Linked DNA regions of Homo sapiens: region 2 is linked to region 1. Evidence: read pairs that join two places in POLR2A ChIA-PET (ENCODE). Cell type or tissue: OCI-LY7. All regions are shown on one strand. Links, peaks and the distances in the headings refer to the core of each region. The heading gives the core; the rest is flanking DNA. Region 1 has its middle 67 kb from the start of ARID1A. Region 2 overlaps ARID1A (AT-rich interaction domain 1A).

Region 1 (5,377 bases), core at 269-5,268:
TTTTCCTGAGTGGCCCTAGCAACCCTGCTTGCTGCACCATAGCCCTGGGGGCCTAGCCACAATACAAAGGAAAATCATCGCTGGGCACAGTGGCTCACGCCTATAATCCCAGCACTTTGGGAGGCTGAGGCGGGCGGATCATGAGGTCAGGAGTTCCAGGCCAGCCTGGCCAACTTAGTGAAACCTGGTCTCTACTAAAAATACAAAAATTAGCCAGGCATGGTGGCGCATGCCTGTAGTCCCAGCTAGTCGGGAGGCTGAGGCAGGAGAATTGCTTGAATGAGGAAGGTGGAGGTTGTCGTGAGCCAAGATCGCGCCACTGCACTGCAGCCTGGGCAACAGAGTGAGCCTCTGTCTCAAAAAGAAAGAAAGAAAGAAAGAAAATCATCGTTTTCCATTTCACGGAACCACAGGCAAAAGCCTCTCAATTTTGCAAGATGCCACCCAACTAGCTGCATGGGGGAACCAAATTAACCTTTCCCATTCCAACCAGAGCAAAATACGTGTCACAAAACATAGACATTAGCCATTCCCCTTAGTGGCCAATATTTAACTGGCAAAGCTCAAACTTGCCTCCGGTTGGGCCCTGTCATCTTTGATCCACTCAGTATGGGGTGGAATGACCTCCAACCAGGAATTTCAACATGTGGTCTCTGGGCAAGAAGGAAGAATAGACAGTTGCCCTGAGTACAGAAAAGACAGGAAAGGGAAAGGAGTCAGAGAGAAAGAGAAGCATTGCCTGCAGTGGGGTGGGGAAGGCTAGGAGCTAGGGAGGCCAGAGAAAGGCCCACCCATTGCAGCGACACTGAATCAAAAGCTCAGGTGGCTGCTTGTGAGTCAGGAAGGGATTTTTTTTTTTCCAGCAGTCCCATCAGCTCTCAAGTTTCTCCCTTTGGGGAGAAAAAAAGCTCCCCATATCCCGTGATTCTATACTTGCCTAATCCTGTCACCCACAGCCATCAGCAAAGATTGCAAGGCAGATTAATCCAAACAGAATGGTGGTTAACATCCCATAGTGCCAAATCCACTTTTAACCAAGAGGGACTTTACCGAGGGAGGCCTTGTTTTTTTATAAATTGAGACGAGGTCTCACTATGTTGCCCAGGCTGGTCTCAAACTCCTGAGCTCAAGTGATTCTCCTGCCTCAACCTCCTAAAGTGCTGGGATTACAGGTGTGAGCCACCGCACCCAGCCTAACCCCATAAATCTTAGGAAGGACTCTAACCTTCCTAAGTTGGGAGGCTGAGGTGGGAGGATCACCTGAGCCCAGGACGTCAAGGCTACAGTGAGCCATCATCACACTGCTACACTCTAGCCTAGGCAACAGGGTGAGACTGCATCATAAATAAATAAATAAATAAATAATCTAAGGTCCAGATAGAATGTGGGTGCTGAGAGGCTGGGCGAAGTGGCTCACACCTGTAATCCCAGCACTTTGGGAGGCCGAGACGGGTGGATCATGAGGTCAGGAGTTCAAGACCAGCCTGGCCAAAATGGTGAAACCCCATCTCTACTAAAAATACAAAAATTAGCCAGGTGTGGTGGCGGGCACCTGTAATCCCAGCTACTCAGGAGGCTGAGGCAGGAGAATTGCTTGAACCCAGGAGGTGGAGGTTGCAGTGAGCCAAGATCGTGCCATTACACTCCAGCCTGGGCCACAGAGCAAGACTCCGTCTCAAAAAAAAAAAAAAGAAAGAAAGAAAAAGAAAGAAAAGAAGGCTCCCAGGTGGTGAAAGCTAATGTAAGCCAAGATGGAAATTTGGAGGAATCTGAAGCCTAGCAAGAATCTCATAGCGATTGTCAGCATAGAAGAACAGCCAAGGTAGGGAAAGAAAACTGAGAAGTTGGAGAATAAAGAGCAGGTGACTCTTGAGCTGTCTTTAAGTGCTTCTACTAATGAAGTAAGAGAAGAGAAAATATGCCACTACTTCGTAATATCATTACTGATATTAGGTTGAACCATATGAAATTGTTGATATTCGATTGCTATGAAAATGACAATTTCATATGGTCTAACTTAATATTTTACATTATCTCATTTGGAGACAAGGAGTGCTCACACTGACGACAATTAGCAGTTAGCCGATTTATGTGGAAAATGATAGATTTGATTTCTTAATTTTTTGACAAAGCTGATATTACTCAGTTAACCACTAAAACTATTAAGTTCTATTATTGTGATTAGATTAAACCCTTTAAGAATGTAATTTTGATGCAACCATAAAAAAGAACATGATCCTGTCTTTTGCAGGAACATGGATGGAGGTGGAGGCTATTATCCTCAGCAAACGAATGCAGGAACAGAAAACCAGACCGCATATTCTCACTTATAAGTGGGAGCTAAATGATGAGAACTTATGAACACAAAGAAGGAAACAAGAGATACTGGGGTCTATTTGAGGGTGGAGGGTGGGAGGAGGGAGAAGAGCAGAAAAGATAACTATTGGGTACTGGGTTTAAGCAGAAAAGATAACTATTGGGTACTGGTTTCATCCTGGGTGATGAAATAATCTCTACAACAAACCCCCATGACATGAGTTTACCGATGTAACTGATATTTACATGTATCCCCAAATCTAAAATAAAAGTTTAAAAAAAGAATATAATTCTGAGATGCTATATTCTCCTTTTTTTCAGTATATTATGCCTTAGTTGTCTACCAATTAAGGAAACTGAGTCATAGAATCACAGAAATGAAAACCATGCAATTATCTTTTTATTTTATTTTATTTATTTTTTGAAATGGAGTCTCTCTGTGTCGCCCAGGCTGGAATGCAGTGGCACGATCTCGGCTCACTGAAACCTCTGCCTCCCAGGTTCAAGCAATTCTCCTGCCTCAGCCTCCCAGGTAGCTGGGACTACAGGTGCACACCACCACGCCCAGCTAATTTTTGTAATTTTAGTAGAGATGGAGTTTCACCATGTTGGCCAGGCTGGTCTCGAACGCCTGACCTCAAGTGATCCACCTGCCTCAGCCTTCCAAAGTGCTGGTATTACAGACATGAGCCACTGCACCAGGCCAATTATCTTTAGAGTAGATAATATTTATGAGACCTTGAAATGCAGTGGCTTACAGAAAGAAATTTAAACAATAATACATCATTATATGGGAGAGGGAGTACAAATAATACCATATAAAAGAAACAAACCATATGCAGGAAAAGGCTGGCAATAAGAAAGACATTGAGCCTACAAAAGGTAAAGGATATTCCAAACTCCACAGCTCAAAAACTTCAAACTGATCTTTGCCTAATCACGAAGGAACTGAAAGAAGCATTTAGTTACGTTACTCTGGTTCCCTAATAAAAGGAACTAGCTCTAAGGAACTAAAAAACTAAAAAAGAGAAGTAAAAAGGGGTGGCTCAACCTTTGCCATCCAAAAAAACACCAAAGGATTCAGTTGGTGTTGTAAAACGAGGACTGACTTCTGCAGATCTGGGTTTTGGCCCTAACTCTGCCACTAAATTGTTGTGTGACCTTCAGCAAATCTTCATCTTTCAAAATCTGAATTTTCACCTCTTCAAAATGAAGATGTGGAACAAATGATCTAAAACAATATAATTTCCAACTTAGAGAAAAATTTCAAGAACAGTACAAGAAACTCCCAGAAGTCCTTTATCCAAATTCATAAATTAATTACATTTTGCTCCATTTGCTTTATTATTCTCTCTTTACATACATAGTTATAAATATATGCACATTTTTTCCTGAAATATTTGAGATATATTCGAGACTCATTACCCCTGAGTGTATTTCTTAATAACAAGGTCGGCCGGGCGCGGTGGCTCAAGCCTGTAATCCCAGCACTTTGGGAGGCCGAGGCAGGTGGATCACGAGGTCAGGAGATCGAGACCATCCTGGCTAACACGGTGAAACCCCATCTCTACTAAAAATACAAAAAAATTAGCCAGGCGTGGTGGCGGGCGCCTATAGTCCCAGCTACTCGGGAGGCTGAGGCAGGAGAATGGCGTGAACCTGGGAGGCAGAGCTTGCAGTGAGCTGAGATCGCGCCACTGCACTCCAGCCTGGGTGACAGAGCGAGACTCCGTCTCAAAAAAAAAAACAAAAAAAAAAACAAACAAGGTCATTGTCTTATGTTACCACAGTATAGATATAAAAATCAGGACATTTAACATTGATGTAATACTATCAACTAATTCATAGTCCATATTACATTTCGTTAGTTGTCCTAAAAATATTATTATTTTGATAGAGACAGAGCCTTGTTCTGTTGCCCAGCTGGAATGCAATGGCTGAATCATAGTTCACTGCAACTTCAAACTCCTGGGCTCAAGCAATCCTCTTGCCTGCCAAGTAGCTAGGCCTACAGGCATGTGCCACCACATCAGGCTAATTTATAAATTTTTGTTGTAGAGAGTAGGTCTCACTATATTGCCTAGGCTGGTCTCCAATTCCTGGCCTTGAGAGAGAGCCTCCTGCCTCAGCCTCCCAAAGTGCTGGGGTTATAGGCATGAGCCCTAAAAATATGATATAAGACTATTTTTTTCCTGGTCTGGAATCAAATCCAAGATCACATACTGCCTTTAGCTGTCATGTCTCTTTTGTCTACCTTAATCTGTACTAGTTCCTCAGTCTTTTCTTTCTGTTTTCTGACCTCGACATTTGTGAACAGTACAGGCCAGTTATTCTATAAAAGGCCCTCAGTTTGGGTTGGTCTGAGATTTTCTCGTGATTAGATTCAGCTTGTGCATTTTGGGCAGGGTTACCATTGAAGCAATGTTGTGTCCTCAGTGCTTCTTATTAGGAGGCCCATGGAAGTCAGTTGGTCCTAATATCAGTGATATTAGGTTTCATGACTTGGTTAAAGCAGTGGTAATGAGGTTCCTCCACTATTTTCCCTTGTAACTATTAAGTAACTTATGGACAGATACTTTCCTATGTAAATAACCCTCTCCTTATCAAACTGCCACCCACTAGTTTTAGCATCCACGAATAAGTTTCTTACTCCATCATTCTATCTATATTTACTAGTTATCATCCTATTGTAAGGAAAACCTTGCCCTTTCCCTACATTTATATTATTATTCACCTAGAGGCTGATGATAAAGGAAATGTCTGAATTCCATTATGATAAAGCTGACAATTGCTATCAATTTTTCTATAGGTGTTGGTCTACAATGTGATTTTCCCTCAAGAAATTAAATAGTGCCACTGCTCTCCAGTTCAGTAATACATGAACCACAGCATTTTGACTCTAATGTACATGGGCCATTGTTGTAGGTTATGAATATCAATACAGTAATATACAAAGGTTCTTAAAATTAACCTTGGATTTAATAAGAGGTAACACATTTTCACATATAATTTTTTCATTTTACTTAAGAAAGACAATGTTCTTGGGGTTCTTCCGATTAAA
Region 2 (5,377 bases), core at 214-5,213, 80 kb before region 1:
TATAAATAAATAAATAAAATTAGCCGGGCGTGGTGGCGTGGACCTGTAATCCCAGCTACGAGAGGCTGAGGCAGGAAAATTGCTTGAACCCAGGAGGCGGAGGTTGCAATGAGCTGAGATTGCACCACTGCACTCCAGCCTGGGTGACAAAGCGAGACTCTGTCTCAAAAAAAAAAAAGAGCAAGAGACATAAGAGGCTAAGAGGGCATTAATTGGGGTGGTAGACCGGCAAGAAGACAGAAGACAGTTGCCTACATGCCAGGAAAATGACTGTCACCAAGAACCCGATCTGCCAGCATTTTGATCTTGGACTTCTCACCCTCCAGGACTTCAAGTAGTAAATGTTTGTTGTTTAAGCCACCTCGTCTATGGTATTTTGTGACAGCAGTCCAAGCAAACTAACACACTCCCCTAGCCTCAAGCATTTTAACCTTTTCTCCATTCATTAATACTTTTTTCATAGGAGGGCACATAGACATAAAACATCAATCTATGGTATAATTTAGAAGCAGCCCCTCAGGTAATCTGGATATACTCTGCAGCCCAGTTGAGTGTAAATGTATAAATCTAGTAGTTCTCAAACTTCAGTGTTCATCAGAATGGCCTAGAGGACTTGTTAGAACATATTGACAGAGTTTTGGATTCGATAGGACTGGCCAAGGGTCTGTGCTTCTTAACAGGACCTAGTAATGCTGATGCTGGTGGCTAGGGACCACACTGAGAACCACTGCACTAATCCACTTCTCAAGCTGGAACAACAAGTGGTGTGTGTGTGTGTGTGTGTGTGTGTGTGTGTGTATGTATTATTTTATTTTTTGAGATGGCATCTCGCTCTGTCGCCCAGGCTGGAGTGCAATGGTGTGATCTCGGCTCACTGCAACCTCTGCCTCCCAGGTTCAAGCGTGATCTCGGCTCACTGCAACCTCTGCCTCCCAGGTTCAAGCGATTCTCCTGCCTCAACCTCCCAAGTAGCTGGGACTACAGGCATCCGCCACCACGCCTAGCTAATTTTTGTACTTTTAATAGAGACGGGGTTTCACCATGTTGGCCAGGATGGTCTCGATCTCTTGACCTTGTGATCCACCCGCCTTGGCCTCCCAAAGTGCTGGGATGGCAGGCATGAGCCACCGCACCCGGCCTGTGTGTTTTAATGCACTGATAGGCCGGGTGCGGTGGCTCACATCTGTCATCCCAGCACTTTGGGAGGCCCAGGTGGGTGGATTACCTGAGGTCAGGAGTTCCAGACCAGCCTGGCCAACGTGGTGAAACCCCGTCTCTACTAAAAATACAAAAATTAGCCAGGCGTGGTGGCACACGCCTGTAATCCCAGCTACTCGGGAGGCTGAGGCAGGAGAATTGCTTGAGCCCAGGAGGCGGAGGTTGCAGTGAGCTAGATCATGCCACTGCACTTCAGCCTGGCCGACAGAGCGAGATTCTGTCTCCAAAAAAAAAAAAAAGTAAGCAAGCTAGCCCTGATAGCTGGCATAGTGACATGTGCTTGTAGCTCAGCTACTTGGGAGGCTGAGGAAGGAAGATTGCTTGAGGTCAGGAGTTTGAGAGTGGGCTATGATTGTGCCTGTGGATAGCCACTGCACTCCAGCCTGGGAAACAGAGAAAGACCCTGTCTCTAAACAAATTTTAGTTTAAAAAAAAAAAAAAAAAAAAAGCATTACAGTAACTCAGATGTAGCTAAAAACTAGGGAAAATTTTGAATTCGGTAAAGACCAATACTAGCTTTAACCACTCAATTCTATCTCTCCTGAATTGAGAAGCAGGGCCAGTGGGAACCTGGGGTCCTGGGTCGGGGGTGCTGTTGAGAACTTCCATGGTAGTGCTGCAATCTTCCTACATCACCCTTCTGGCCTCCTGGCTGGAGCAGGGTGGTAGCATTCCAGGGGTGCTGGGTGCAGGGGAGGAGAATGTGAGGTAGATTGGTGGATGCACAGGAGGAAGGTGGGAATAGTGGTATCAACTCTCCTGGAGGCTTGCTTCTGAAAAGGACGGCTGGAGAGTGGGAGAGATAGTTGTGGGATTGACCAATCAGGAGTCATGTTAGAATTGTATTTGATAAACGAATAGTACTTTCACATATCTAATATTTACCATAGCTTCAAGGTAGATATTTTTCCTCATTATATAGTTGAGAATACAGATTCAGAGAAGTGACTTACCTAAAGTCATACTGCCCTAAGAGAACTTTAAACCTAGGTTTTAGAGATGACTCTGCTATGAAACTTTGTATGTGGCACTCAACTTTATGTGTTCATTTCCCCCAAGTGGCAAATTAAGACAATAATCCGCTGGGCGCGGTGGCTCACACCTGTAATCCCAGCACTTTGGGAGGCCGAAGCGGGCGGATCACGAGATCAGCAGACCGAGACCATCCTGGCTAACATGGTGAAGCCCCATCTCTACTAAAAATACAAAAAAATTAGCCGGGCGTGGTGGCGGGCACCTGTAGTCCCAGCTACTCGGGAGGCTGAGGCAGGAGAATGGCGTGAACCCAGGAGACGGAGCTTGCAGTGGGCCAAGATCGCGCCACTGCACTCCAGCCTGGGCGACAGAGCAAAGACTCCATCTCAAAAGAAAAAAAAAGACAATAATCCCTGCCTCTTCAGCAAGTGCTCCAAGTTTCTGGAAAAGTAATATCACTCTGCATATACTTTCATAATTCAAGTCACTTTCACTCAGATCAAAGTGAAAGACTCTGGCTGGGTGCGGTGGCTCGCACCTGTAATCCCAGCACTTTGGGAGGCCGAGGCAGGTGGATCACAAGGTCAGGAGTTCAGGACCAGCCTGACCAACACAGTGAAACCCCATCTCTACTAAAAATACAAAAAATTACCTGGGCGTGGTGGTGGGCACCTGTAATCCCAGCTACTCAGGAGGCTGAGGCAGAAGAATCACTTGAACCCAGGAGGCAGAGGTTACAGTGAGCCGAGATCACGCCACTGCAATCCAGCCTGGGCGACAGTGCAAGACTCCGTCTCAAAAAAAAAAAAAAAAAAAAAAAAAAAAAAAAAAAAGTGAAGGACTGTATCTTAAAGGCTGAATCTCACTCTCAACCCCAAAAGATCCCTCTTGAGAAAGAGAGGACCGGGGACCAGAGGACCAGATGCTGCCAGTTCTCACCAATGGAATCACAAGGCAGCTATAAACCAAGTGCCATGGCCATTCATCGGAAATCCAAAACAACAAAACCCTAAGTGGAAGGGATGGAAGGGAATGACAGGACAGAGCTCTAGGCACGATGTCAAATTGTTAACTAATGGCTTTTCAGTCTTTCACCCCATTTAAGAGTTTCAGGCTATTGTAAAAATAATGTCCTAAACAATCTTGGTGCCTGAGTAATTTATTTTGGAGAAGCAAAGTTAGTATTTTAGATTGTAATACCTTTGAAGAGTCAGACAAACCTTGTCTACCTTGTCAGACAAACCCAACTCTACCTTTTACCAGCTATTTTCCCTAGGGCAAATTTCTTATCTTACTCTATTTCCTCATTTGTAAAAGAGGAAGATTAATAATAGAACCCACCTCCTATACAGTTTTGAAGATTAAATTAGGAAATTCATCAAGAGGACTAAGCATAATGCTTAGCACATAATAAGTACTCAAATGCATGGTGGCCATCATTTGAAAGTCAGGATCCTTGCCAGGCACAGTGGCTCACGCCTGTAATCCCAGCACTTTGGGAGGTCAAAGCCGGCGGATCACCTGAGGTCAGGAGTTCGAGACTAGCCTAGCCAACATGGTGAAACCCCATCTCTACTAAAAATACAAACATTAGGCCGGGCGTGGTGGCTTATGCCTGTAATCCCAGCACTTTGGGAGGCCGAGACGGGTAGATCACGAGCTCAGGAGTTTCAGACCAGCCTGGCCAGCATGATGAAACCCCATCTCTACTAAAAATACAAAAATTAGCAGGGCGTGGTGGAAGGCGCCTGTAGTCCCAGCTACTCGGGAGGCTGTGGCAGGAGAATCACTTGAACCTGGGAGACGGAGGTTGCAGTGAGCCGAGATCACACCACTGGACTCCAGCCTGGGCGATAGAACAAGACTCCATCTCAAAAAAAAAAAAAAAAAAAAAAAAAATTAGCCAGCCGCGGTGGCGCATGCCTGTAGTCCCAGCTACTCAGGAGACTGAGGCAGGAGAACCCCTTGAACCCAGGAGGCGGAGACTGCAGTGAGCTGAAATTGCCCCACTGCACTGCACTCCAGCCTGGGTGACAGAGCAAGACTCCGTCTAAAAAAAAAAAAAAGTCAGGATCCTGGTGAGGATCTGTGACCCAAGAACAGATAAACTACCTACAGAATTGTTCCCCAAAAGCTTTGTAATATGGTTCTCTTTAGAAGCCTAAATTCCTAAACAAGCACAATGTTAGAAATCTGGAGACTAAAAGCCGGTTATCCAAACCTAAATTACCAAGAGTTTCACATAACGCTAGATCAACCTGTGAACTCCAACACCTTAGGACCAGAACAGAATGTTGTCCAAAGGGCAAGAGAAAAAGACATACATATTTGCCAAAGAGACACAGTAATAAACCAATTCCCAGCATTTCTGCCCTGTTCTCTAAGGACAACAGAAAGCAACAATGTCTACCCCAGACAGGAGAAATCACTGGGCAAGAAGAGCCCAAAGATATATCTGTTTCTTCCAAAAGGAAGCATCCAACACTATGTGGCCTTTAATCCCTCTACCACGTGGCTGAATTTGCACTTTTCTTAAAGTCAAAGTACACGGCAGTTGAGAGTAAACAGCTGGGCCCAAAGGCACTCATGCCCGGCAAGCACGTTGTGACCTCAAAGAAAACATGAGCAAAATAAAAACACCAAGCACACACCAAATGGGCTTTTAATTGACTGATATCACAACAACCCCCAAGCACCCCTGGTGCTAGATCTTAAGGGGAAAAGAAGGGTTCCTTTTAACAGAGATGCCTATAAACAAGCAAGCTGAAAACGAACAAGTTTAAGAGAGAAAAGCATACAAAAATCTTGGCTGCTAGTGATGAGCCATGGAAAATCATGAATCTGCCAGTGCCAAGGGAGGAGGAAGTCTAATATCTAACTTTGCAGACTTGGGAACATAAAAGCAACAAAGCCATAAGGAAGCCCAAATGCAAAAGAGAGAAAAAAAGGCACATGGCACATTTCCTCTTCATATGGGTAGCAATTCAAGCAGCGCTTTGGGCCTGCAGAGCACTTAGCTCAGTACCCAAAGCCCCTTAGTATTTATATCAACATAACTTCCTGGAGGGTGACAAAAATCTGTCCTGGATTACTGGGTGATTTCTAATATGTACCATGACCAACACTAAGTCAACATTTTAGGGATCAAATTTCCTACTCTGCAGCATGTTGGAATGCATTCTTG

The links. ChIA-PET counts read pairs that join two places held together with the same protein. Peaks named below come from ENCODE experiments on the same cell type or tissue, not always from the same donor. Only the 100,000 strongest peaks of a DNase experiment are listed, where the experiment ranks them.
Region 2: POLR2A ChIA-PET joins it to region 1 with 10 read pairs; 34 of 35 experiments call an interaction of 5 or more read pairs at or near these places.

What each region holds. Positions count from the first base shown.
Region 1 is chr1:26,626,102-26,631,478 of GRCh38, reverse strand. No RefSeq gene overlaps it. Among named protein-coding and RNA genes, the nearest start is that of ARID1A, 67 kb to the left of the region's middle. In OCI-LY7, for the core only: no CTCF peak of the experiment used is centred there; a DNase peak (open chromatin) is centred at 3,308; H3K27ac peaks cover 725 bases.
Region 2 is chr1:26,705,916-26,711,292 of GRCh38, reverse strand. The region is part of intron 1 of ARID1A (AT-rich interaction domain 1A); the gene reads right to left. Among named protein-coding and RNA genes, the nearest start is that of ARID1A, 13 kb to the right of the region's middle. RefSeq lists an enhancer at 3,378-3,877. In OCI-LY7, for the core only: no CTCF peak of the experiment used is centred there; DNase peaks (open chromatin) are centred at 4,752 and 5,172; H3K4me3 peaks cover 703 bases; H3K27ac peaks cover 799 bases.